Regions from separate parts of the Homo sapiens genome. Here region 1 is linked to region 2. Evidence: chromatin loops called from intact Hi-C (ENCODE). Cell type or tissue: Caco-2. All regions are shown on one strand. Each heading gives the region's core, and the rest is flanking DNA. Links, peaks and the distances in the headings are about the cores only.

Evidence for each region. Hi-C counts contacts between places; a loop is a spot of excess contacts. Peaks named below come from ENCODE experiments on the same cell type or tissue, not always from the same donor. Only the 100,000 strongest peaks of a DNase experiment are listed, where the experiment ranks them.
Region 1: a loop joins it to region 2, with 20 times the contacts of the local background. A loop is called at or near these places in 7 of 110 quality-filtered maps.

What each region holds. Positions count from the first base shown.
Region 1 is chr2:70,773,354-70,786,699 of GRCh38, reverse strand. It overlaps FIGLA (folliculogenesis specific bHLH transcription factor), which reads left to right. Exons shown (of 5, transcript NM_001004311.3): 3 at 1,061-1,285; 4 at 9,029-9,063; 5 at 9,318-9,390. The coding sequence ends at 9,333. Among named protein-coding and RNA genes, the nearest start is that of FIGLA, 11 kb to the left of the region's middle. In Caco-2, for the core only: a CTCF peak has its summit at 1,193 (motif pointing right); no DNase peak of the experiment used is centred there.
Region 2 is chr2:70,677,426-70,692,932 of GRCh38, reverse strand. ADD2 (adducin 2) reads left to right here. Exons shown (of 16, transcript NM_001617.4): 7 at 381-530; 8 at 2,004-2,147; 9 at 4,811-4,909; 10 at 9,166-9,342; 11 at 13,972-14,229; 12 at 15,056-15,175. It overlaps LOC105374794 (a long non-coding RNA gene), which reads right to left. Exons shown (of 3, transcript XR_940230.3): 2 at 14,751-14,916; 3 at 12,231-13,460. Among named protein-coding and RNA genes, the nearest start is that of ADD2, 83 kb to the left of the region's middle. RefSeq lists an enhancer at 14,013-15,212. In Caco-2, for the core only: no CTCF peak of the experiment used is centred there; a DNase peak (open chromatin) is centred at 5,921.

The DNA of each region.
Region 1 (13,346 bases), core at 60-2,559, 98 kb before region 2:
TTGGAGGAGATTGAGGGTGCATGATTGGTAAATATCTGGAATCCAAGCAGATTCAGAGGAAAGTGGCAAACTTCAAGTCCATTTAACCTAGAAGTCTGCCAGGCGCGGTGGCTCACGCCTATAATCCCAGCACTTTGGGAGGCTGAGGCAGGCAGATCATGAGGTCAGGAGATCGAGACCATCCTGGCTAACATGGTGAAACCCCATCTCTACTAAAAATACAAAAAAATTAGCCGGGCGTGGTGGCAGGCGCCGGTAGTCCCAGCTACTCAGGAGGCTGAGGCAGGAGGATGGCGTGAACCTGGGAGGCGGAGCTTGCAGTGAGCTGAGATGGCGCCACTGCACTCCAGCCTGGCAACAGAGCGAGACTCTGTCCCCCCCCAAAAAAAAGAAAACCTAGAAGTCCGAGAGTGGAAAGAAGAACCACCCCCCACCCCACTCCCTGCACCCCCTGCCAAAAAAAAAAAAAAAGGCAGAAAAGTTGTTAGATCAAGTGAAGGTCTTTCCTATGTAGAAATTTGATCATGTTTAGGAACAGAAGGAGAGATACTAGAGAGAAAAGAAACAATTATCCTAGAAATTTGGGGCAGAAATCTCCAGGTGTATGATAGTACCTTTGAATATTTTTTTCTTCTCCATTAGTCCTAGCCAGGTGACTGCTAGGAAGCTACATTCTGCGATGGCAGGAGTGAATTGTCCTGTTGGTCAAACTGGATGGTTGGGTTTTGGTATGGTCACAGTGTTTGGACATGTGTAGGTGGCTACCTTAGTTTTCTCTTGCATGTCAATTGTGTAACAGAAGTGCTTTGTTCATTGTAAAACATACCATCTGTTCCATGCCATAATATTTTTAATGCAGTTACCTATTGCATAACATTTTAAGATGATAGGAGAACAAAATACGGTCAATTGAACAATGCTTTTCTCTCCATAATGACTTAAGCATTGCCCTTATCATTTAAATGAAACCTCATCAGTTAAAACTTTGAAATATATTAGTTTAAGTCATCAAAATCTTTCTGTCATATTATACTGTTTGACAACTAAATATGGTTTCCAGAAACAAGACCCAGATGAGCAGAGCTATAGTAACAACAGTTCTGAATCACATACATCCTCGGCAAGACAGCTGTCAAGAAACATCACCCAACATATCAGCTGTGCTTTCGGCTTGAAGAATGAAGAGGAAGGGCCTTGGGCAGATGGTGGCAGTGGTGAGCCAGCACACGCTTGTCGCCACAGTGTGATGTCTACGACTGAAATTATCTCCCCAACCAGAAGTCTGGTAAAATATTCCTTCTTAAATACCCATACAGATATCAGAACCTTAAAATGTATACTTTGAGATATGAGTCATTTTTCCATGCTAAAACATGATTAAAACAAGATAATTTAATGAAAGCCTTTGGGTGGGGCAGTGGGGTTTACTAGTTTGGGAGATTATTTTGTTTCTAAATTAACTGGTAAGCGGCTCCAGGGAAGGGGAAACTCCTCCAGAACCACCCAATACAGACCTAAGCTTATCTTTTAAATGAAACTATTTAACCCCAGAACCACCCAATACAGACCTAAGTTTATCTTTTAAATGATCCTATTTAACCCCAGAACCACCCAATACAGACCTAAGTTTATCTTTTAAATGATCCTATTTAACCCATCAAAAGGTTTTCTGGACTCTATGGTCTCCAGAAAAAGAAGTAAGTAGCTTGCCATACATAAAGATGCATGTTTGGTGATACTTTTTTTTTTTTTTTGTGGTGGGGGGTGGTGCTGGTTGTAAGACAACATTTTAAATGAAATAACAAAGGAGTTTATTGTCTGTTATTACTTTGTCAACTAAAGAGACAGCTGGAAGTGGCAGCATGCTTCTCCAAGTCCAGAAGTGGACTTTTTGCCCTTGCTGTGAACTGGTATTCATAAATGAGGCCCCTGCTCTATCCTACTCTGCAACACAATTACTATTGAAATAAGAAAGGTGTATAGGAATGTGAAGTAAGCATGCTGTAACAAACATGTTGCATGGTATGATATAAGGGACAGTGGGGGCTGTGGAGTCACAGATGGTGGTTGGAGGGAGGCAGTTGAGGCGAGCAGTTGAGAGTAGGCTCTGGGAACAGACTACTGAGGTTTAAACCCTGGTTTTACCACTTGCTAGCTGTATAATCTTGCATGAGCTACTAAATGCCTCTAATCCTCAGTTTCTCCATCTGAGCAATGGGTATAATAATTGTACCTACCTTGTATATAAGATAACTAACTCCAAATGATATCATGTCAGCAAAGTATCTGGCATAATACCTGTCACGTCACTTGGATAGATACCAACTTCTCTTGACTCATGAGCAATCAACATTGATTAGTGAGCAATAATGAGCCACAGGTATTCTAGCTCTGTAGCCAGTGTTTTGAGTTTTCTCACTTGGCTCTCACCAATGTTGTGCTCTGATTTGAGGTCCTACAGGCTTCCTGCTGGCTGGTGGGGGCAGGGCAGGGGTGGGGAGAGAGGTGGTGGGCGGCCTTGGCTTCCATTTCTGATTAGATTAATTGTGTTCTAGGATTCATTTGTGCATATGCTCAGTGTAGATTTTCATATTCTGACCACTTGAGATATAAGATTTCGCTGGCCAGTCAACCCATAGGAGACAGAATTCCTGTTGCTACTACATGAGCTGACATGGAATGACTAAAAGCAACAACAACAAAAGAGTGGGGCCAGGCGCAGTGGCTCACAATTGTCATCCCAGCACTTTGGGAGGCCGAGGTGGGCGGATCACCTGAGGTCAGGAGTTCGAGACCAGCCTGGCCAACATGGTGAAACGCCATTGCTACTAAAAATCAGGCGTGGTGGCGGGCACCTGTAGTCCCAGTTACTCACTCAAGAGGCTGAGGCAGGAGAATCGCTTGAACCTGGGAGGGGAGGTTGCAGTGAGCTGAGATTATGCCACTGCATTCCAGCCTGGGTGACAGAGTGAGACACCATCTCAAAAAAAAAAAAAAAATGACCTGAGCTAGACCTTGAGCCTGACTATCTAAGAAGAGTAATGCTTCTGCAAATGCTAGTATCAAGGTGAAAATCTTACTTGCACTTAATCCTCATTGATCCTTGTCAGGTAGGTGTCATCATGTCACTGTCATGGTGAGCCACCTGGCTACACCTTCCTGCCAGTCCTGTTGGACCTGGGCTGGGACAGGAGCCTCTGCAGTAGCAGAGCAGGCCTGTGCTTGGCAGTACTAGTAGCAAGTACATTTGATGGGAGGTCCTTGTTTTCCAAGGATAATTGAACCTGGGCATAGGCCACGTATAGTACACTAATTTAGAGTGGGGACTAACGTTTCCTAGTAAAAGCCAGAGATGTTCTGACTGGAATTTCCTTCAAAAAAGGGAGTAAAACACTTAATATTTAGTCTTTTTAGCCAACCAAGTTTGTTGTTAATTGGAAGAGTGCTAATTTGTAGAATGAACCAAGGAAGACTCGACGTTTGAGATTTTTATAGACAGTGCATGTCACTTCTGTCAAGTATGACTTCTGAGGCCTGATTGTAAAGAGTGCCATTTTTTTGCAGAAGCATTCTAGTATTTCATCAGTTTTGTCAAGGATTTTTCATCCTTTCACATTCAAATCATTTTTTTTTTTTTTTTTTTGAGACAGAGTCTCGCTCTGTTGCCAGGCTGGAGTGCAGTGGCACCATCTCGACTCACTGCAACCTCCGCCTCCCGGGTTCAAGTAACTCTCCTGCCTCAGCCTCCCGAGTAGCTGGCTCACACCACCACACCCAGCTAATTTTTGTATTTTTAGTAGAGATGGGGTTTCACCATGTTGGCCAGGCTGGACTCAAATTCCTGACTTCGTGATCTGCCCACCTCAGCCTCCCAGAATGCTGGGATTACAGGCATGAGCCACCATGCCCAGCCATTAATTTTTAAAATTAAAAAAATTAGTCTGAAACAATAGTCAACTTATAGAAAGGTTGCAGGTGCAGTACAAAGAACTTTTTTCCTGGCACATTTGAGGGTCAACCTGATGTCCCATCACCCCTAAGGCTTCAGTGTACATTTCTTACAAACAGGACATTCCCCTGCATAGCCACAATGCAACCACTAAGTCTGGGGATTAATGTTGCGGCGTTACCGCCATACAATCCTCAGGTCCCATTCAAGTTTCACCAGTAGTCTCAATAATGTCTCTTCTAGCAAAAAGACCCAGCTGAGAATCATGAATTACATTTAGTTGCCATGGCTCCTTCAGTCTGGAAGGAGAGTTTCTTGGTGCTTCTGTGACTTATAACCATGACACGTTTGGAGATTACAGGCCAGTTGTTTTATAGAGCGTGTCTTGATCAGCATTTGTCTGTTTCCTTTCGATTAGATTCAGATATGCATCGTCGGCAGGAATAACAAAAGTGATGCTGTTTTCTACTCATTGCATCCTATTACATGGGGCAGATTTTGATTTATTCTATTTCTAAGGATATTCACTTTGATCACTTGCTTAAGGTGGTGACTGCCAAGCCTTTCACTTTAATCTTTTTCTTTTGTAATTAATATGTATTTTGTGAGGAGGTGCTTTGAAACTATGTAAAGATCTCATTACTCATCAAACATTCTATATTTATTTATCAAATCTGTAATTTGGAAGTAATTATAGATTCACAGGAAGTTGCAAAAATAGTACAGAAAAGTGCTGTGCATCCGTAGCCCAGTTTTCCGCAATGGTTGCATCTTCCATAACTATAGTATAATATCAAAACTGGGAAACTGACATTGGTACCACGTATGCATAGTTGTATGTTGTTTTATCACACGTGTAGATTCATGGAATCACCATTGCAATCCAGATGCAGAACTGTTCCATCACCACAAAGATCTTCACGCTGCCCCTTTATGGTCACACCTACACTCTGCTCCCAACCCTCCATTCTTCCAAACTCCTGGACATCACTAATCTGTTCTCCACCTCTATAATTTATCTTGAGAATGCTATAAAAATGGGACCATACATTATGTGACTTTTACAGATGGTCTTTTTCCACTCAGATGATGCCCTTGAGATCATCCACATTGTATAAATGGTCTGTTCCTCTGCTTTTTGCTGAGTAGTCATCTGTGGTGTGGATGTACCACAGTTTAACTGTTCACGTAAATATTTTAGAACATTTTGGTTGTTTTTATACAGACATTTTTATATTAGTATGAGCTCATGGTTTTCTGTTTAATTCAGTGGATTATTATATACTATCATTTTTTATTATTTTATTGCTCCAATTGTCCCCACTGTGGCCAGCGAAAGCTCCTTAAGCTGGCAGCCTTTCTGTTTGATATGTCATCACGATTATTTGATCATTTCCTTTTTGGCAGAAGGTGTTCCAAGCTCATCTTGTACTTTTCTATCCCAGCCCTGGAATCAGCCACTTATCTGAGGATGCCCCTGTGTATAACCCATCTCCCATCTCTGTTGCCATCCCCTCACCACATGGCTGTTCTCCTCACCCACTTGAACTTTAACACTCATGGCAAGCTGTACCTCCGCAAAAACCTCCTTCTTGGCTCTGACGTTCCACGCCGGTCCCCTCATATGTGGATTCCTCCTCTCCCTGCTCTCGCTAAATCACCTGCACACACAAGTGCCTGGCCTACTCAGCTCAGGTTTCTCTACTCCATGCTGAACTGCCCCTTTCCATGGACTTCTTACCCAGCTTGGGCTCTGAGTCCCCAGGCCAGGCCTCCACTCCTTTCATGGGGCTGCCGTTCTCATCCTGATTGGGCTGTACCATGTTTGCACTGGACCACACCCCCCATGTGAATATGCCCCTCATCTGCTGGATCTCTGATATCCTGCGCTGGGCTGCCTCTGTATGTGGGTGCCATCTCACCCTGCTTGGGCTCTGATACCACTTCACTTGGGTCACTGTGGCTTCTCACTACCTAACTGTGACCCAACTGATGACATTAGTACTGAATTGTTTAGGAGGGAGAAGAACTCGCATTTTCTTTGAAGTACCTACTGTGCAGCCGTCTTTCTGGCTAGTTTTCTCTTTGTTAACATTTATCTCTGAGATCTTTAATTATATGTGAGTTGAGCGATTATTCAATATCACCTTTATTAACTGTATAAAAAGCTTGCATTTTACAATCAGGAACCAGGGTGGGCTCAAGATAAAAAGGGTCCAAGGAAGTGATGCTCAGGCTGACCTTTATTTGACAAAAGGATCCTCGTAAAGATTCAGCCCAGCTTTCCTGAAGCGGTGACTCCATAAGGTTTCAGGATCCTGTCCAGACTAGAGACCTAGTGACAGATAATGTGACTCATTGGACAGAAATGCTCATATCCAGAGGAGCTTAAGATTTGGGAGGCAGGCCCTCTCCAGCTTCAGTTTGCAGGAGTGGCACCCTTTTCCCTACCCTTGATGAGGACCCAGGGAATGAAATCCTGGTAGTGGCAGGGATGGGCGTTTTGGGGGATTTGGAGATGGGGTCAGAGCAGGCTGTGCAAGATCAACAACATTCCTGGGAGGCAAAGTCCCAAATGAAGTGCATGAGAATCTGCTGATGACAGGGATGGAGATTAACGTCTGGGGCCAGAGCCCCAGAAGTTCACTCGGGGAATGAATTGGCAAGTATTCGTGCAGACAGAGAGGGCCGTGAGCCATGAGAAGCCACAGCATGTGGTGTTGGTAGGGAGAAAAATTAATTTCAAGGTCCAGGAGAGGCCTGTTTAAAATTAGAGCTTCAAAGTGTAGGTTTTTGCCATATTGGGGTTGGCATTGCTAGATGGCAGGCTGTTCGCTGTCTTGCCATTGTATATTCCTTCTATTTGCCACTCGTGGTTATGGTTCTGGCATTTCATATTATGCATGGCTCTAAATTTTGTTCAGAGTTGCCAGTGACACTGTAGAGACCATGTCTCTAGACAAAGACCACCCTCAATTTTGGAGTGAGATGCCAAGAGTGCTGGGGCTTGAGGGCCTTTGGAAAGGGACATATGGAGAGACATAGTATCTGTTACAGGGGCCTTGGTATGCTGCCAGTATATATTTCCAAACTCTGGCATGTCATGGGAATGTTCCTTGAAAGAGTTTCTGAGAGAAAGAATCCTGTGTGGATGGTAGACTCCTACCACCCCTGTTCCAAGTTGCGGTAATCTGTGAAATTACTCACTGGGGACATTTCTTCCTATAGCATTTTAAGCTCTGAAATGAGACGGTTTGGCTAGTTGGGATGAATTCATTAGCACCTTGGGAAAGACCTGAAGCCTCTTTCTTCTGTCTTCCACCTCACATTCCCCCAGGTAGTGGCTCTATACGATGGTAAAACTTCTACCACAGTAAGTGATGGGTCTCGCTTTGCTTGAGAAGCACAGTCATCTGCCCTGGGGTTCACCAATAGCCCATGGGGCATATTCTGATGAGATTAGTCAGCCCAGCATTTTCCAAAGTTGTTTCCCATTTAATGGGGTGGGTGCCTTCTGGTTTGTCCCAGTCCTCCCCACTCCTTCCTGCACCAGAGTAGCATATTTCACCTGGTAAGGTGTTGGGATTTTCTGCCCTGGTCTAAAGGCACAGTGGCTCAGAGGAAAAGCTGCTCCGGCGACTGCATTTATAGCCCTGGGATTTTACTGTGCTCTCTATACTTTGGGGATTTAGGGGCTGGTGCTGTGATGGTGCCTATGCTTGTGGTTCTCTGGGATTTTGGAAAGAGCCTTGCTTTTCAGATTATCATAGGAACAGGGACTGAACTCTAAAGCTGAGTGAGCAAGGATTTCTGTTTACCCCATCTCCCTCACCAAGCCTGGCTCAGTGGGTGGAGGAATGTACATTGGATAATACGTCAAATTCTGCAGCCACACTGCCAACAATTGGAGTGTGCCTGCCTTCTTAAAGATATTAAGCAGCAAACTGGGTTTCTATTCTCCAGACTACCCTCTTCTTGGACCTTAAACTCTTTGGCTTAGATGAGACCAACAGCCAATTTTTAATGAGCTGTGACAATAAAGACAACATTTATAAACTTTGGCAAGTTTTTCTATTCTCATACTTAAATATTACGTTTCTGAAATTTTCCAGCTAATTCTTAAAAACAAACTAAAATAAATGTTCTAAAATGCAGTAGACTATAGGCAGAATATTGTCATCCTTTAATCCTTCAGGTAAATTTATATGAATTTGTCTCAAGTATAAAAAATTCTAAATATGAAAAAAATTAAAATTTATTTTAAAAATAAAGCTTCCAAAGCTAGGTCTGAACTATAAAAAGAAAGAAATGTTGATCACTTGTATAGTGGAAAGACTCGATCAAGATTAGAAAAAAAAAGCTACTCATACATATTTTGTGTCAGAGACTGCTCCTGGCAGTGTATACATATTAACCTATTTAATTTTCACAACCACCCTGTGCTATACAAACAATTATATCCATTTTACATGTGAGGAAACTAAGGAACAGAAGTAACTTGCCCAATACCTGCAAGTCAGTGAAGTGTTGGGGTTGGGGGGGATGTGGGTGATAGTGTTAAGTCCTTTTTAACCACTTTCGTTCTAACAAAACTCAACTTTGAAATGTAAAGGAGGGTGGACTAGAAAATAGATAAATGTTTAAGGCTAAGTTAAAGCATTTGATTGCGGTGCTTTACCATCCACAGTGATGTACATAATAGGTTTCAGTATCCAAAATGCCTGACCATGACTTGAGCGGCTTTATTTTTCAGTCATGGGTTTATTTTTTCTTCAAGTTGAGAGTTTCAGAAAATTGAGCAGAGACAAAATGATCTTGCCACGTTAGTAAAACCACTGATGGAAATACACTAAAATCCTTCCCATTTCTTTTCCTTTGCAACTAAAATAAAAAATTATCATCAGGTACATAACATTGTGTGCCTGTTCTTGATTTTTCTATCACTGGCATGTTTATGTGACCCATTAGGTGGGACAATTTTTTTACTGTTGGCCACTATGTTCTCAGTTTTTTGTTCTCTTAAACGTGACAAATAACCGATGTGTTTAGCCCTTTCTGTATTTTGTATTGTTTTTGCAGGATAGATTCCCAGAAGTAGAACTGCTGAGTCACAGGTAGGTCATTCTATAACCTGATGCATAGTGCCAATTTATAACACCACTGGCTGTATAATAAGAGTGCTAATTCCATCACATTCTTAGCAATGAGCTCTATTAAAAGAAGGAATCTTAATGGGTAAAAAAGTAGTATCTTTAAATTTAAACATCTTTGATTACTAATAAAATTAATTTTTTGCATATTTCTTTATTTCTTTTGTAAACGGTTCTTATTTTTAACTATTTATAATGGAATGTTTTCTCTGTTTCAGACTTCCACAAGTATGAAAAATGAAAAGGCCCAGGGTTACCTTCTAGAGACAAATAAATGCAGTCTTGAAAGTTTTGGAGTCTCTCTTTTTTTTTTTTTTTTGAGATAGAGTTTCACTCTTATCACCCAGGCTGGAGTGGCACGGTGTGATCTCGGCTCACTGCAACCTCCGCCTCCTGGGTTCAAGTGATTCTCCTGCCTCAGCCTCCTGAGTAGCTGGGATTACAGGCATGCGCCACCACGCCCAGCTAATTTTTGTATTTTTAGTAGAGACAGGGCTTCTCCACGTTGGTCAGGCTGGTCTCGAACTCCCGACCTCAGGTGATTCAACCACCTCAGCCTCCCAAAGTGCTGGGATTACAGGAATGAGCCACTGTGCCCCGTGGGAGTCTCTTTTTTAAAAAAGAAGTTTTGTAGTAATTCCGAGTTTAACAATTACCCTTTTAAATAGCCTTGCCTCTCTCAAGTTTACTCCACTCTGCCTTCTCCTTAACTTCATGCTTTGAAGAAATAGGCTTCAGGGGCTTCATCCTTTGCTTCCAACTCACTGTCATCCTCTGGGGACCTACATCTTTTTTTCATTGCTTTGAGAAATAAGTGACTGTTACCCTTCCAATAGAAATTAACCTTAATAGAAATGAAGACTTAAGCTAAAAGAGTTGTAAACATTGGCCAAGGGGAGTGAGAGTTTTCAAGGGTTTCTAGATACCCAGCTAAGGCCAAATGGCACCTTTTGTGCAAGGTAGACAGCCAAACACCTTGAGCACAAAGACTTCGTCTTTATAACCATTGCTCACAAAGACATAGTACTTATTATATGCTGGATTCTGTTCTCTATGCTTTCCATGTGTTAACTTGTTCTTACAACAAGCGTAAGATAATGGCATAAGTATCCCCATTTCACAGATGGGAAAACCAAGGTACAGAAAGTATAATTAGCTTAGCCTGCCTTAACAAATACCATAGACTGGGTGGCTTAACAACGGAGATTTATTTCTTATAGTTCTAGAGGCTGGAAAGTCCAAGATTATGGTCTGGCATTGTTCAGTTTCTGATGAGGGCTTTCTTCCTGGCTTGCAGATGACTGCCTTGTCACTGTGTCCTCATATGGCAGAGAGATAGCTAGCTTTGGTTTCCCTTCTTCTTATAAGGGCACCAATCCTATTGGATTAGGGCTCCATCCTGATGACTTCATGTAATCTTAATATCTCCTAGAGACCCTGTCTCCAAATACAGCCTTATTGGGGGTTAGGCTCTCAATATATGAATTTTGGGTGAACATATGCTGTTCATAGCATTCTGTCCCTAGCCCTTCCCCCAAATTCATTTTATCACATGCAAAATATATGCATTCCACCCCAGCAGCCCCCAGAATCTAAACTCATTCTCACTTTAAAGTACAAAGTCTCATTTAAATATCTTCTAAATCAGGTATGGGTGAGACTTGAGCTATGATTCCTATCTTTCTCCAGCTGTGAACCTCTGAAACCAGACAAGTTATGTGCGTCCCAAGCACAATGGTGAGACAGGTGTAGGATTGACATTCCTATTCCAAAAAGGAAAAATAGGAAACAAAGTGTTAATGGGTCCCAAGCAAGTCCAAAACCTATTGAGGCAAATTCCATTATATCTTAAGCCTCAAGAATAAATCCTCTTTGCTTTGATGCAGTGTCATCCTTGTGGCTTGGCAGGGTGACCTTCCCTCGGAAACTGAGGAGGAACTCAGCTCTTCTCCTGCCTGTGCCCCCTCCTCCAAAACATACACACACACACTGAGTGGCCACCCTGATCTCTGAGTTGCCTTTGGGGTCATTTCTTTCCTTTGCTTAAATAGTGCATGTTTGTAGCCAAATAGTGATATGGTCTAGTCCTATAGAATCTGAGAAGGCTGACAGCTTACCTTCATTCTTTCCCATTTTCTCTGTCCCCTTTCTTTCCAGCTATCAGGGTCTTTCTGGTATAATCCCGTCGGTATTCCTGGCTTCAGCTGAGATGGCTAATTAAGTATATGAGTCACACTCATGATCTGTTATCAAATGGTTGCTCAGCCACACCCTTAGTGATCTCTTCAGAGTAAGCTTTCTTAATTTTTGCAATATGGATAGGTTAAGAAATTTTCCAAGTCCCCAAGTTCTGGTTCCTTTTTTTTTTTTTTTCTTTTTAAGACAGAGTCTCTATCACCCAGGTTGGAGTGCAGTGGCACAGTCTTGGCTCTCTGCAACCTCCACCTCCTGGGTTCAAGCGATTCTAATGCCTCGGCCTCTTGAGTAGCTGGAATTACAGGTATGCACCACCATGCCCAGCTAATTTTTGTGTTTTTAGTACAGATAGGGTCTCATCATGTCCGCCAGGCTGGTCTTGAACTTCTGGCCTCAAGTGATCCACCCACCTCAACCTCTCAAAGTGCTAGGATTGCAGACGTGATCCACCACACCCAGCCTCTGATTCCTTTTTGCTTTTGATTTCTTCAGTTTATCTCATGTTTCCCGAATTTTACTATAAGCAGTAAGGAGGACCCAAACTGCACCTTTAATACTTTGTTTAGAAATCGCTTCTGCTAAATATTTAATTTTATCACTTGCAAGTTCTACCTTCCCAAAAGCACTAGAATGCTATTCAGCCAGATTGTTTGCCACTTTATAGCAGGATCACTTTTTTTTTTTTTTTTTTTTGGAGATGGAGCTTCACTCTGTCACCCAGGCTGGAGTGCAATGGCACAATCTCAGTGCACTGTAACCTCCGCCTCCCAGGTTCAGGCAATTCTCATGCTTCAGCCTTATTTCTACCAACATTCTGTTTCTGATTATTCTCTGAGAAGATGAATGCTTCTCTCCAGCTCTCCTCTTTTCTTTCTGAATGCTTACCAGAAATATCTTTAACATCCATATTTCTACCAACAGTCCCTTTATGGCAATCTAGGCTTTTTCTAGCATAAATCTTAAAACTCTTCCATTTTCTATCAATTACCCAGTTCCAAAGCCACTTCTAGATTGTTAGGTATTTCTTACAGCAACATCCCACTCTTGGTACCAAAATCTGTATTGGTGGTCTCAAGAGAAAAAGAACCAACAGAAGATTATGTATTTATTGCAAGAAATTGGCTAATGCCTTTATGGAAGCTGAGAAGTACCAAGATCTGCAGTGAGCAAGTTGGAGATTCAGGAGAGCCAATAGGATGGTTGCAGCTTGAGTTCATAGGTCTGAAAACCAGGAGAGCCAATGGTTTAAGTTGGAGTCCAGAAGCCACCCACACTAGGAGGACAATCTGCCTTACTTGGTCTGCTGAGTCAAATGTTAATCTCATCCAGAAATACCCTCATAGATAACTGGGATGTTTGATCATAGCCTTTTTCCTTCCCCCACCTTAAAGAGTAGCTTTGTTTGCTTGTCTACTGGGCTTTGGGTCCCTTGTCTTCATCAGGGGGAATGGTGTAAATGAAGAGAAGGAAGGAGAACAGAAGTTGAGACTAGCTGTATTAGTTTGTTCTCATGCTGCTAATAAAGACATACCCAAGACTGGGTAATTTATAAAGGAAAAGAGGTTTAATGGACTCACAGTTCCACATGGCCTGGGAGGCCTCACAGTCCTGGTGGAAGATGGAGGAAGAGCAAAGGGACGTTTTACATGGTGGCAGGAAAGAAAGAATGAGAACCGAGCAAAAGGGGAAACCCCTTACAAAACCATCAGATCTCATGGGACTTATTCACTACCATGAGAACAGTATTGGAGAAACCACTCCCATGATTCAGTTATCTCCCACTGGGTCTCTCCCACAAGTGGGAATTATGGGAGCTACAATTCAGGATGAGATTTGGGTGGGGACACAGCCAAACCATATCACCATCTTTATTAGAGAGGAAAGAGAGCTACCTACAGAAGAAAAGCTCTGGAAGGTAGGAGAAGGGTTAGGAATTCCTGGGATAACTTCCACTGGTGTGGGACTACATTGAACAAAGAGGACGAGAGAGAATTTCCCCTGCTCCCTCTCCTTTCCGTCTATTCAATGACTTGCAGAACTTTTCAAGGCAT
Region 2 (15,507 bases), core at 4,587-7,086:
TTTCTAGCACTTTGCTACCCCATGTGTGGTCTGTGGATCACTTGAGAACTTGTTAGAAATGCAGGCTCTCAGGGCCCCCTCAGCCTCTGAATCAGAACCTGCATTTGACTGGGCTTCAGGTGATTCACGTGAACAAAGTCTGAGAAACTCTGCTCTCGCATTTCTCCTGCTGAATTATAATCGTCTGTGTCCCGTTAGACTGTGCACTCACTGAGGGCAGGAACTGGTTTGTTTTCTTCCAACACCAAGTCCGTCATTGCTCATGGTGTCTGGAATGTGTGAAGACAGGTGGGCGGCACATGCTGGGCCCACCAGCTGGGAGAGGAGTGCGGGGCCTCGGCCACCCTGTTGCCATAAGTCTCTCTTCTTCCCTGGCGCAGATCAAGGTGAACATTCTGGGAGAGGTGGTGGAGAAGGGCAGCAGCTGCTTCCCAGTGGACACCACAGGCTTCTGTCTGCACTCGGCCATCTATGCAGCGAGGCCCGACGTGCGCTGCATCATCCACCTGCACACACCGGCCACAGCAGCGGTGAGTGGACTCCTTCTCAGCCACCCAAGGAAAGACGTAAGGCTGCCGAGGTTGTAGCAATCTCGTCACTTAAAACAGTCTGGAAAGATCTAGAACTCAGGCCAAGGTGAAGCGAGAGAACTCCCAACGTGGAAACGCCCAGCCTCTCCATCTTTCTGACTACTGAAGTCATAGCATAACGTGAAGACATGGAATGTCTGTTCCATCGCATCCCCCACATACTGCATACACAAGCAGTACCTGCTAAGTTTCTACTCAGGTCAGTCCTGTTGGACCAAGGCGTGGGGCCTGCCCCCACGAAGCCAGGCTCTGGCAAGGAGATATCTTGACAGAGGACAACCAGTTAGTGGGAACCTGGACTGTGCCCGTTTTCCCATAGCTCAGGGTAGGCTGAGAGTAGGGGACGGAGCAAGCAAAACTGGGAAAGAATACAAAGAAGAGACTCAATGAGCAGGTTGTCCCCCTCTGATCATTTCTCCATGTGTACCTAAGACACTGCGATGTCACTTGGAAAGACGGCAGGCAGACAACCAGTTCTGGGTACTCCCCCCGAACCCTACCCTATCCTGCTGACCCCCAGGCCACACATGTACAGGGACAGAGTAGGCTGACTTGTCATCAGCCCGTTTTCTCAGCAAAACACACTGGTTGTGAGCATTCAGACTTTCCAGAATTTGGACTAAGATGTGAAGATGTATTTGTGCTGAGCATGCATCTTTGCAGAGCTCAGGGCTGAGTCAGGGCAGAATGAATGAAGGAGGGCAAGGGTTCTTCTAAACCTCTCCATGCTCCTTGCTAAAAAAAAAAATAAATAAATTATTGCACACTCTGTCCACCATGAGCAGCTTACTTTTAATAAGTGGTGGGGGAATGTGTTTCAACCCTGGTCCCCAGCACTTGTATTGTCCTAGTTCCAGGGGCAAGAGATTGCTTTTGAAGTGGGACCTTTATACTGGGCAGCAAATAATTTCATTCATTTTAAAATGGGACTTTTCAATGGGCCTCTCTGTTTGTTAAAAATTGTGACCTAGTCTGCACTGAAACCAAAGCTGAGGGTCTCCAGCCTACCCCAAGAGATCTGGACTCTGCTTACCCTAGCCTCGTACAAACTCCACCACAGCCTGCCTCTTCCCAGAGTTGTATGACAAGAGCAAAGCTGTGTGTGAGGTGGGGGGAGTGGGAGGGGCAGCAATAGGTCTCTGGAGTGCATTCTTTCTAGCAGTTCTAAAAGGTGATATGTTGACATGGCTGCTGTGAAAACAGTGATGGAAAGACACTAGAGCAAGCAGCGTGACACAACGCCCAAGCCAGGTGGTAGAGGAGCCCAGGCCTTTCTTGTGCCTGCTCCCCAACCTCACCCCTCACTCCTCACCCCTCACCCCTCACTGGCCCCCAGAGTAGAGCTGGACTGTGCTGCTCTGAGGAAAGGGCAGGGAGGGCTGCAGGTGCTAACCATGCCATTGTCTCTCTAAGGTGTCGGCCATGAAGTGGGGCCTCCTGCCTGTCTCCCACAATGCCCTGCTGGTGGGGGACATGGCCTATTATGACTTCAATGGGGAAATGGAGCAGGAAGCCGATCGGATCAACCTGCAGAAGTGCCTTGGACCCACCTGCAAGGTTAGCTTAGCTCTTCTGGGACAATAATCTAGAGTGGCATTGTCAAAAGCCAACATCACAAAAGTGACATATGTTCATTGGACAATAAGGGAGGGAGAGAGGGGGGAAAAAAAAGAAAGATCTCTATCCCACTACCCTGAGATTTTGCTGTGTACCCCAAATATATTGAAATTTATATTTGCAAAACTAGGATCATAAAATAAGTTGTTTTCCCTCAGCAATATATAGTAATTACCTTTGTATGTTATTAAATATTTTCTCTATCACCATTTTTAATTATTAAATTTAATTAAATTATAGCACAACTATTCACAGACTTCATTATGGGAATAGTTGTGCTATAATTTACCTGAATACTCTTCTGTGGTTGAACATTAAAAGGTATTTTTCAGCTGGGTGCAGGGCTCATGCCCGTAATCCCAACACTTTGGGAGGCCAAGGTGGGTGGAGCACTTGAGCCCAGGAGTTCAAGACCAGCCTGGGCAACATGGCCAAACCCTGTCTCTACAAAAAATACAAAAATTAGTGAAGCTTGGTGGTATGCACCTGTGGTCCCAGCTACTCAGGAGGCTGAGGTGGGAGGATCGATTGACTCCAGAAGGTGAAGGCTGCAGTGAGCTGTGATCACATTGCTATACTCCAGCCTGGGCAACAGAGTTAGACCCTGTCTCAAAAAAAAAAAATTTTTTTTTTCTTCCTGAGTTTTTTCTTAATAAAAACAACACATTGATGAAAATCCTGTCAGCTAAATCTTTGTGTGAACTTGAGATGAGTTTCTTAGGATAAGTTCCTAGGGCTGCACGGGCTAGAACTCTCACTTCATGCCGCCAAATTGCCCCACACGGTTTGTTCACTCTTCCACCCCATGTCTAGGATATGAGAGTGCCACTTCCCTGCAGTCTCCCCAAACTTGAGTGTTGTCGCCTTTATTTTTCCACTAGCTTGCAAGAGAAAAATGGAATCTTGTTGTTGCTTGACTGAACTCTTGAGCCCTGTTTTATAACAGCACATATTTGGGGATGGTTAGCTCAGTATGGCACAGCCACGGAGGCTAGTCTTGGTTGATGGATGCTTTGCCGCTGTCCTGGCAAGGAATGCACTGCCTGAATCATTTCCCATGAGTCCCTGTCTTCTCATCTCTAACACAGTGAGGTATCCCACCTCTCTCTCCTGACATCCTCCAGAACATTATTTAGAGTGTGGGGAGAGGGATGAAATATTCACATCTACGAAGTGCTACAAGAATTTGAGAGATGGGGTATTCATTGTTTGTAGTACTTTTTGTGGGCCACAGCCATCGTCTCTTTCTGTTTCTCTGGCACTTGAGAGGAAAAAATACCAGCTGTTTTCAACAGGAGAGGATGTGATGTTTAGAGCCATCAGGCTTCAGCCCAGGCTCTGCCTGGAGACAGATCTGACACATGGATCTGTGTCCCAGCTCCCAGGCTGGTGTCATCTGGTTCCAGAGAGTTCTTGAGAGTAAAACCAACGAAGAAAAGTTTCAGAGGGAAGATGCAGTTGAACTTTGGGGAGTTGTGCTCTTGGTACAAATTCAGTTTGGGTTCCCCCACTTTTACTCAGCTTTCCCTGACTGAGTCTAAAACATTGCACTAATAGTGAGAACCCCTGGCTTCTAGTTCAGATGCTTCCCCTAATTAGCTGAGAGACTTTCCGTTTTTGGTTTTTTTTTGAGACGGAGTCTTGCTCTGTCACCGACTGGGGTACAATGGTGCGATCTCAGCTCACTGCAGCCCCCAGGTTCAAGTGATCCTCCCACCTCACCCTCCCGAGTAGCTGGGACTACAGGCAGGCCCCATCACACCCAGCTAATTTTTTAATTTTTGTATTTTTAGTAGAGACGGGGTTTCACCATGTTGGCCAGGCTGGTCTCGAACTCCTGACCTCAAGTGATCTGCCCACCTTAGCCTCCCAAAGTGCTGGGATTACAGGCGTGACCCACCACGGCTGAGACTTTTAGTCTTTTCAGGCTTTTATTTTCTTTTCTATAAAACCGATGAGTTAGATGAGAAGGTCACTGTGGCCTCTTTCTAGAGCTGTGAGATCTCAGAGCTGACAGGGCCTTGTTGAGTTTATGGTGCAGAAACCTAAGACCCAAAGAGGTGACGTGACTCACCTGTTTCTGTAGGGCCACCTCTCAGAGAGCCGCCCCCTGGGTTTTGACTCCCACGTCAACTAAGTCACAGGAGCAAGAGATTGCTATTGAGGTGGGAACTCTGTATTGGATAGCAAACAACTTCATTCACTTTAATATACACAGCAGTTTTTCAAGCTTCTAAGCTTTCCAAGGCCTAAAAACCCAGGCATTGCCTAAAGAAATTGACCAAGCTATTTAGTCTCAGTTTTAAAATGCCTTTTCAATTTCAATTTTTAAAATGCATAAAAACCCAGGCGTTGCCTAAAGAAATTGATCAAGCTATTTAGTCCCAGTTTTAAAATGTCTTTTCAATTTCTTAGGGTAGATGCTTTGAGTTAAAATCCCATGTGGGGTAGCTTTGGGGTATTTGATTAGAGAACATAAGGAGTTGGGAGAAGGGGCCCTGGGATTGGTTGTGGAAGTTGATCTAAATAAAATGGAAAACCTCTCCCTCTTAACTAAAGTTTAGAGGACTTAAGGTTTTAATTGACTATTTATTTCTCTACAGATCCTGGTGCTAAGAAACCATGGAGTGGTTGCTCTGGGTGACACGGTAGAGGAGGCATTTTACAAGATCTTCCACCTGCAGGCTGCATGTGAGATACAGGTGAGCAAATTCTCCTGGAAAGTGGGCCCAGGAGTGGGCTCTGACAGGGGCCTGTGGGCAAACGTGGTGACCCTGTTGGCTGTGATTCAGGGAGTCTTTTGATCCCAGCCATCTAAAAGCCTTGCCCTATTTCTCTGCCTTGGCACCATCTTATCCTTCTAAAGTTTCACACTTAGGATTAGTTCTGTGGCTTTGAAAAATGCATCAACATTGTCTAACAAGCAATAAATACCCACTTCTTAGGGGTCAGTGCCCAGTCTGGGGAGCTGCCTGGGCTCATCAACTGGACAGTGGGAGAAATTGTAATAAGGCAAAGAAATTTTTTACCATGCTCATATGTTACGTGGGGTATACCTGTTGCACCTATGCCCAACAGACACACAGGTAGGTGTTTGTTTGTTTGTTTGTTTGTTTGTTTGTTTGTTTGTTTTGAGGGGAGGGGGTTGGTTTGCAAAGGCCAGGGACATGGTCACGTCCAGAAAAAGAAGCGGAAAGCAGACCAATCAGAGTGTTGACGTGGCAGCCTTAACAGCCAGAGCAACCCCAAGTGATATCCAGGAAGCCATCATGAAATCCCTAACCGGGAAGGGATGGAGAAGACAGTAGTGTCAGTGATCAGGGAACCCCCTAGAGGAGTTGGAGAAGCAGTAGGAAAACAGACAAACCTGTAGTTGTATAGACAACAAGGTGGTGTTGGATAAGCCAAGCACACACTTTTCAATGTGGCAAGTTGGTCAGGGGCAGGTAGGGGGCCTTGCACAACCCTGAAAAGACCTTATTAACCAGACCAGGCTGACCAGGCTCCATCCTCCCCACTCTGGGCTGTGTGCCCTTGGGTAGAGGACTTGCCCTGCTTGAGCCTCTGTCTCCTCAACTGTAGACGTGGGGCCCAGCGGGTCACTGTGAGGACACAAAGAGGGGTGTTGCTGATGCTATTTTTAGGACTCAACTGACATATGGAGGCCCGTTGCTCCTGGATGAGTCAGCTCTTTGCCCAGCCCCTTGGTGTCCCGTCCGCCCTCTCCTGGCTGGCCTAGGCAGAGCAGCACCCAGAGGAAGAGGTCTTTCTCTTGGAGGCACTCTGGGGAGATTGAGATCTGCCTGGAAGTGTCGCTGGTGGAGGCTCTGCAGTGGGACCTTTTCAATCGTTTTAAAAGGATATGTGGTGAGGATAGCTGTGAAGATAATGATGAAGTATTAGAGGCAGTGGTCAGAACAGGGGCAGGTGGACACAGACCCAGCTGGTGCCTTTCTGATGTGATGTAGCGCCTCCGGCTGCTGCCCAACCAAAGATTCTGGCCCTAAGCTCTGACCACTGACTGGTGGAAGAATCTGGTGGAGCCTCTGGGATACCGGGAAGCTACTCTCCCTTTCCCACATCTGAACTCTTAAGAGCTCCCTATCTTCCTTCTGGAGAAGATTCTTCAATAAGAAAATATCTCCTGTAAAAACATCATCTCTGCAAAGACAGCTCAGCCCTAAAAATGAAGGGAGAGGGATGCCCATGTGTCGCACCACCCCACATGGTGAAGTATGCCTCTCCCAGGATCCAGAACCCCAGAAACAGTTTCTGGGCAGTTTCAAGGGCAGAGCTGTGGGCTTCTGTACCTGACAGCCCCCTTCCCTCAGCTGCTATCACTTTCGTTTCAGGATTGGTTTGCTGAGACCTTGTTACAGGACCTCAGGCAATGCAGACAGATAACCCCGGGCAAGCTCCAGTGACCTTTTTTTCCCCCAGCTGGTAGAGCAGAGAGGCTTCTAGAGACGGGAATAGAGCTGGAAGATGTGGAAGAAAAAAGCAGGAAAGCCTAGAGGAGGTGTGGGTGGATCAGGGCATGAAAGAGCCTAGGTAACAGTGACTGCAGGTGCCGCTGGGAGCGCAGCCCTAGCCAGGTCATTTTTGGGTGAAGCGGCCAGCACTGAAGCTCTGTTTCCATTGTGGGCCAAGTTTTCTTCCTTGGTGACCTTGGCAAACAAGCGAACGTGGCTGTGGTCATGTTAGTAGTTCAAGGCTGAGAGCCTATTTATTTCTCCTGGGGATGGTGTTCTCTCTGATCCCCATCAATTTGGGGTTCCAGGAAACTGGGTCATCCCCTGCTGAGAGAGGCAGCTCCCTGCTCTGCCGACAGGCAGATGGGAAGAAGCTCAAGCAGTTCTTCTCCATCTGCTACCCATCACCATGGAAACTGGGGGAGGAAGAGGGAGGTGGGAGGAGGCAGCTCTTGCAAGGTTGTGGGCAGTCTCTCCCTCTCTTCTTCTCCATTAAGTATGGGTCCCCAGGGAATAGCGCTTCTCAAAATTCATTCATTAGAACATTATACTTCACCCCATATGTACCAGGTGATACACTAAGTGCTTTAGATCTATTACCTTAAAGACTTCTCACAAGGTAGGTTCTGCTATTTTCATTTTAGAGGAAACTGAGGTACACAGATGGTAAATAGCTACTAAAAGTCACACAGTTGGTAAGTGGCAGAGCCAGGATTCAAACCTGGGCAGCCTGGTGCCCAGGTCTGTGCCCTTAAACACTACCTGGAGAAGCGCTGCCTCACCAGGACTGTGAGGGGCAGTGGGAGAAGTCTGTTTATCTTCTGCTAGACACATGGCTTGGACGAGAAGGGCGTAGATAATATTCTTGCTTCCTTCTCTTCATAGGGTGACGGGGGTCACCTGGGAGGGCTGCCTGGCTGACCTCAGAGAAGTATCACAGGGGCATTTGTTAAATGATGAATTTAACATACTCTAAGGTCTGTCCCTGATCCTCTTGGGTTCATAGACCTGCATTTGTCAGCAGGTTAAATTGGATTTTTTCATTTCCAGTAAAAAATAACTGTCACAAAAATACTGAAAGTTTGCATAATTAAAGCAGTTTCCCATAACAAGCAGGCTAACATGGGATATCATATCTTATTGGAATGCTAATATAATAATGTGCAGTGCAGAACACCTGGCTCACCACCTGGACTATTCATAAGCCATTGTCTCTTTATGTAGCTAGATTTGTCATCCAGGAAGCCAAACCCTAACCAATTATATCTGAGTGGTAGATACATGAGGGTAAATAGAATGTACCATTAGATAAGCACAGAATTTAAAAAAAAGGGGATTTGTTAGATTAATGAGTGTTTTTTAGGATCATTCCAAAATTGCCTGCTATATACACACACCTCTTGTCCTAATACTCAGAGTCCATTGCCTACAACCACCTGCATTGCCCTCCCCATGGAGCCTTGACAATGAGACAGACACTCTAAGTCCATGTGTGGGAACTCTCACCCCTGCACAGTGCTTGGCTGTACACTACAAGCATTTTATCTGTCTCCTTTCTCTGGGCTTCCTTGACTGACTAACCCCATTGTGGAGAATGTATTTTTCCTTTGGACCTGTGAATTCATCCCATGAGGTTACAAATAAATTTCATTGGCTTGGGAGCCAGCCTATTTCTTTCAAGTGACTTTTAAAAAAATATAGGAGAGGTCAGCAATGGTGGTTCATGCCTGTAATCCCAGCACATTGGGAGGCCAAGGCAGGTAGATTGCTTGAGCCCAGGGGTTCGAGACCAGCCTGGCCAACATGGCAGGACTCCCATCTCTACAAAAAATACAAAAATTTGCTGAATGTGGTAGTGCACATCTGTAGTCCCAGCTACTCAGGAGGCTGAGGTGGGAGGATAGCTGAAGCCTGGGAGGTTAAGGCTGCAGTGATCCGAGATTGTGCCACTGCCCTCCAGCCTGGGCAACAGAGACACTGTCTCAAAATAAAAATAAAAAAAAATAGGAGATATTTCAAACATACAGAAAAGTGCAGAGACTAACATAATAGACACCCATACCTACCAATCAGATCAAACATATTCATAACCTCTGGCTTCAAATCTTGAAGAACAAAATATTACAAACAAGAACTGAAGTCCGCTTTGAAGTCCTTTCCTGTCTCATCTTCCCTCCCTCCCCAGATACAATCACAATTCTAGGTTAGTCTGTATCCCAGGTAACTTTCAGTCCTCTGTTTTGATTCTTAAGGTTTAATGCTTGCTGTTTCCTTCTTTATAATCTCTAAGAACTGGCATCAGAAAATAAACTAATAGCTCTTTTCTTGGAAATGGGGGCATGCCCATCAAGTATGGGTGGCTCTTTCTCAGTTTGGCCTCTAAGTTCTCCTCTGGACTCCCCATTCTCTCATCACATACAGGAGCATAGATAAGTGCAGGGTACCCATGTGCACATGGGCTGAGGGCTCTCTGCTCTTTGCTACAGGTGTCGGCTCTGTCCAGTGCCGGGGGAGTGGAGAACCTCATCCTCCTGGAGCAGGAGAAGCACCGGCCCCATGAGGTGGGCTCCGTGCAGTGGGCCGGGAGCACCTTTGGGCCTATGCAGAAGAGTCGGCTGGGGGAGCATGAGTTTGAGGCCCTCATGAGGATGCTGGACAACCTGGTGAGTCTCCTGCCATTGCCCTTCCAGGCCAGTCCATTGAGGCTTAGCCCCCTGGAACCAGGAAGTACAAGGCATCAGGTGGGCACAAGAATTGCCAGCATCACAACTAGGTTGTTGAAGCCTCATTGATGGGAAATTTGATTTAGAATGTGTGGTTATTCTAACAGTAGTTGAATTTTTGTAAACTGTGGACTTTGCCACCCACAACTAAGTGCTGTGGATGTTCTCATATCTGCAGTGTCCTCTATGAAAAGTCGTAGTCCAGGCCGGGCGCAGTGGCTCACACCTTTAATCCCAGCACTCTGGGAGGCCGAGGCAGGCAGATCACAAGGTCAGGAGATTGAGACCATCCTGGCTAATGCAGTGAAACACTGTCTCTACTAAAAAAAAATACAAAAAATTAGCTGGGCATGGTGGCACATACCTGTAGTCCCAGCTACTCAGGAGGCTGAGGCTGAGGCAGGAGAATTGAACTGGGAGGCGGAGGTTGCAGTGAGCCGACATTGTGCCACTGCACTCTAGTCTGGGTGACAGAGTGAGACTCTGTCTCAAAAAAAAAAAAAAAAAAGGTCATACTCCAGTAAAAACTGGGACACAGAGCCTATCTTATACTGGGGCTTTGCTCATACCTCTTATATAGTTAGTTCTGTCTTTCTGTCCATTTCATGACTTTAATACAGAAAACACATAATACTACTAATTTCCTTAATCCTAGGCAGCACCTTTGTAACAATATCCTATTGTAATGAATAAATGAACCAATCAGTCATGTAAGGAATTAAACTAGTATGTGTCTAGGAGTGGGCTGGCTCTTCAAAGGATACAAAAAAAATTTTAAGACATTCTTTCTTCTTCTGAGGGCTAACAATTTAGCTGATAATATGAGATATAAACAGGTGACAATTCAAGAACAAGAGGAAAGCATATGCAATGAGGAGCTAATTGCATAAGAGGCTGTAACTTCTTAGATTGCTCAGAGAAGTGAAAGATGAAATCTATCTTTATAACATTCCATCTGATTCATTTTTCCCATCCTCACTGCTACCATCTTGGGCCTTCTTTATCATGTCAAGGTTATGGCAATAATTAATACATTTCTCCCTGTCTTCAGTTCCTCCAAATCATCTCTACTTTGTTACCAGGCTGACCATGAGGGCCGCTTTATAATAATGAAAGGTACAATCCACAGTGAAAATGCAACTCCCATTAACATTTGTATGCTGAGTAATCTATGCCTAAAGAAAGCACCGCGACTAGATGGTTTCATACAAGAATTCTTTCCAACCTTTAAGACACAGATAATTCTGTTATTTAAACTCTTTCTGAGAGGAGTGAAAAAAGAATACTAAGCCATAATAATTGTAATATATTTAGACCAATTTTTCTTTGAACGTTGATGAAAAATGCTACATGAAAACTAGCAAATAGTATCAAGCCTAATAGTAAAATAATAATATACAATAACTGGTGGCTCATTCCTAGAATTCAGGGATGGCTTAATAATATCAATCTATAAATCTTTTAAATGTATTTCATGATATTGAAGCATCAAAGGATAAAAACTTTTGATCTGTCCAGTATGGTGGCTCATACCTGTAATCTCAGCACCTTGGGAGTCTGAGTCAGAGGTGGATCGCTTGAGCCCAGGAGTTCAAGACCAGCCTGGGCAACATAGCAAGACCCTATCTCTACAAAAAATACAAAACATGGCCAGGCATGGTGGCATGTACCTATTAAACTTTTAAACAAAACAATTATTCTTGGTCATAGCACTATTATTTAATATTATTCTAGAATAATATTGGAATTCAATCCAAGGCAATGAAGCATAAGAGGTATAAATATTATAAAGGAAAGGAAACTATTATTTACAGATAATATGGTTACATGCCTATAAAGTCCAAAAAAAAAACAACTGAAAAAATATTAAAAATAATGAGAATACTTTTGTAACTACCTGACGGGTTCTTCCTGCCCATTGCACAAGCAAATTCAGTTCACAGAGACCATGGCATTACAGTAAAGAGAGAGTTTAACTGATGCGAGGCTGGCCATGCCATGCAGGAGACAGACTCAAATCAATCTCACTGAAGCCTCAGAGGTTAGGGATTTTTCAAAGGGGGTTTTTCAAAGATTCCTGGTCTTAAACACTTGGGCTCAAGTGACTCACCTGTCTCAGCCTCCTAAGGTGCTGAAATTACAGGTGTGAGCCACTGTGCCAGGAAGATTCAAAGATAGTTTGGTGGGTAGGGGGCTAAGGTATGGGTGATACTGATTGGTTGGGGATACAATCATAGAAGTGTGGAATATGGTCCTCGTGCACTGAGTCTGCCTGTGGGTAGGGCCACAGAACTGACTGAGTCCCAGAGCCATCCAGTTGTCAGAAATGTGAAAGCCTGAAAAGATACCTCCAAAGGCCAATTTTAGGTTCTATAATAGTGATATTATTTACAGGAGTAATTGGGGAAGTTGCAAATCGTGTGACCTCTGGAATAATAGCTGGTAATTATTTAACTATGCCTACATTTTAGTAAAATTCAGGCCCCTTTCCTCTTCCTAACTTGGTGGTCTTTCATCAGTTTTACAAGGATAGTTTAGTTTTTGGGAAGGGCTATCGTCATTTACACTATAAACTAAATTTCTCCTGAAGTTAGTTTGGCTCACATCCAGGAATGAGCAAAGCCAGCCAGCTTGTGAGGCTAGAAGCAAGATAGAGTACTGTCATAATTTTGCAAAGGTGATTTCAGTTTAAGGTGGACAATTATGCAAATATATACAAAAATCAGTAGTTTTTGTATCTTAACTACTTTGAAAATATAATAATGGGAGAAAATAATCCTATTTGCAAATGGATCACAATCATAAAACACTAAAAAGCATAATCCGTGTTTTTAAAACCATAAAACTTTATTAATAGACATCAGAGAAAACCTGAAGTCAGTGAAGAGCTATAATTTATTCTTGGTTAGAAAGCTTCAATAGGGTAAAGAGGTTACTTCCCCAAAATTAATCAATAAAGTCAATGGATTTCTTTCAAAAATGGGGGAAGGTATGAGGACTTGACAAAATATCCTTCCATGTGAAATTCAGAATGGCTAGGGCAATGTTATAAAAAGAAAAGTAATTAGGAATACTAATTCCACCTCATGACAAAGTGTGATAAAACTTTGGCAACTAAATGGCGTGGCACTAGCAGAATGGATGTGCAAAACAATGCAACAGCTTAGAGAATCCAGAAATAGATCCAAAATATATGAGAATTTAACACAGGAAAAGCAGGCACTTTATAAATCAGTGAGGGAAAGATAGACTACTTGCCATCTGGGAAGGAAAGCTAAGGCAGATGCTACTTCATTTATTTCAACAAGATAAATTCCTGGTTTGTCAAAATGGTAAACATAAAAAGTGAACTCATAGGGGTATTAAAAAACATAGACTTATGTTTTTGATGCCCTTGTGTTAGGGAAGACTTATCAAGCACGGCACAAAAGGCTGCAATCTTGACAAATATTAATAGATATGATATTAAACAATTCAAAACTTGCATTTCTATAAGCCACTCCCCCACCATAAACAAGGTAAAAGACAAAGTATGGAGGGAAATATTTTCACCATCTATGATAGTGAAAAAATTAATATTCTTAATTTACAAAGAGCTTACAAATCAATGTGAAAAACAGAAACATCAATAGAAAAATGGGCTGAGAACATAAACAATTTACAAAGGAAAATAGTTAAGTAGCCATTATATGTAATTGGAAATATCCATTTTACTAGTATCAAACATATATGGACACACATGTATATGCATAGAGATATGACTGGAAAGGTTTTTAGTGATTGTCTCTGGGGTGAGAGTTTGCATAAAATTCCGTTTTTTCCTTATTTTTTTTAATTTTGCTTAATTTTTCTACATGGATCTGTATTTCCTTTATAATCAGAAAAATAATGTCATTTTAATTTAAAAATAAAAGAAGACAAAGAGAGCTGAATATTGCTCCAACAGCTGCCAAGATTCCAGAATGTTTGTTCTCTCCAAGAAGCAGTCAGCTCCAGCTTTGAGGGGATGTGGCCTTGCTTAGGAGACAGGAATGTTCTTGAGTCTGATTTCAGGGTTCCTAGAAGGAAATTGTTAAGAAGTTTCACAGTCAAGGAAGGGAGGGGTGACTGTTAAATCAGCTGGGAAGCTTTTAAAGATCCTGTAGCCCAGGCCACACTGTGATCTGATTAAATGGGCAACTCTGCATCAGGGCCCAGGCATCAGTGTTTGTGTGAAGCTCCCCCCGTGATTCTAGTGTACAGCCAGGGCTGGGAGCCACTGGACCAGAGGAAATCTGTGGCTCCATTTGGATGAGGAGCTCTGTCTATCTGGTCCACAAAGGTCTAGGGATTTTCTCAGCCCTGATCAGAGGACTTGTTGGGGTAGAGAAAGAGAGGGGATGGGGGACCAGGAGGAGGGAACAGTTCTGAAATATACCAGAAGAGTGGAAAGCCTAGATTGTTTAATGGAGATTTGGGTTTACATGAAGAGTCCTTTAAGCAGACGGAAGGAAAGGTGTGTGTGCATGTATGTGCAGGTACAGGCCTTTTTTCTCACCCCATAAGTGGTTCTATTTTTGTCCTTTATAGGGCTACAGAACAGGTTACACGTATCGCCACCCCTTTGTTCAAGAGAAAACCAAACACAAAAGTGAGGTGGAGATTCCAGCCACGGTCACAGCCTTCGTGTTTGAGGAGGACGGTGCCCCGGTGCCCGCCCTGCGACAGCATGCCCAGAAGCAGCAGAAGGAGAAGACCCGCTGGCTCAATACGCCCAACACCTACCTGCGGGTCAATGTGGCCGATGAGGTCCAGAGGAGCATGGGCAGCCCCCGACCCAAGACCACGGTAAGGGGGAGCCCAGGACAGACCCGGGCAGAGAGGGGCAGGCTGCATTAGCAGGGTGAAGCATTTTTAAAACGGGAACAGAACAAACCTCTCCTGCCCCAGGTTAGTAGCATCCTCTTTGGGCTTCCTATTAGGCCTCTGGGAGCAGCTGCTCAGGCCCACTGAGCCCCTGACCACTTCTTCCTTGCACCTCTGCCTGAGTTTTTGGGTCTAAGGAGCAGATTTCTCCAGAGGGCAGTTGGACCAGGCACATGACCCAGAACCAGTTGGTTTGTGCTTCTTTCTCCCACATCCACAGGGGGCTCTTGGGAAATTCAAGGGAGGAGCATTTAACATTGGGACTTCAGATCTGATGCAAGCCCAGGAGGTGGGCTGTACAGCCACTTCTATGAAGTTATATTTTCTCTCCCTGTCCCCACCCACAGGCTCTCAATTTTTTATTAACATAAAAGTAGCCAACAGCCAAATAGAATAGCTCTTCATAAAACAATATGAAGCTCTCCAAACTCAAATCAAGTTACCTAATACTGAAGCCCAAGTGGTTGCCTGTGTATCAAAGCTGGTTCCCAAGGTTCTGACCCCAACTCTTGGATGTTCTTTATAGCCGACCTTTGGCCTGAGGGCCTTCATTGGTAACTGGGTCATCTGTTGCCATTCTCTGCTCCTGGAGACAGACATCAAAGAGGCCTAAGAAGAGAGAGTGTCTATGAGTAGGCTTGCTGACCTTCCATGCAGGATGTTGGGCCCAGATCTCGTGGGTGGACCACTGGGGAGGACTCATGGGCCTGTTCCCTCACCTCAGCCCCATGACCTTGTGTTTGTGCAGTGGATGAAGGCTGACGAGGTGGAGAAATCCAGCAGTGGCATGCCGATTCGCATCGAAAACCCAAACCAATTTGTGCCTCTCTATACTGACCCCCAGGAAGTACTGGAGATGAGGAACAAGGTAAGTGGGGTCTGTTTATCCCACTCTTTCTTCTCCCACACTGGGGGGTCTCAGGTCCCACAAACAGGAGCTGAGTTCCCAGGATGTGCCTGACTCGCTGACATCTCACATGCCTCACAGGAGAGAGAAACTACCATTGACTGACCATGGCCCAGGTGCTGTGCTAAGCGCTGTACTCCTGTGGTCCCGTAACCCTTTACCTAGAGCACAGCTTGGTTTACACACCAGCTGTCTCTGAAAGTCCTGCCCACAAAATGAGTTTTAATAAATTTTATACCATTTTCCTTTTGGCTTATTGGCAATATTTCAAGATTGCTGTGTTTGTTTCCGGA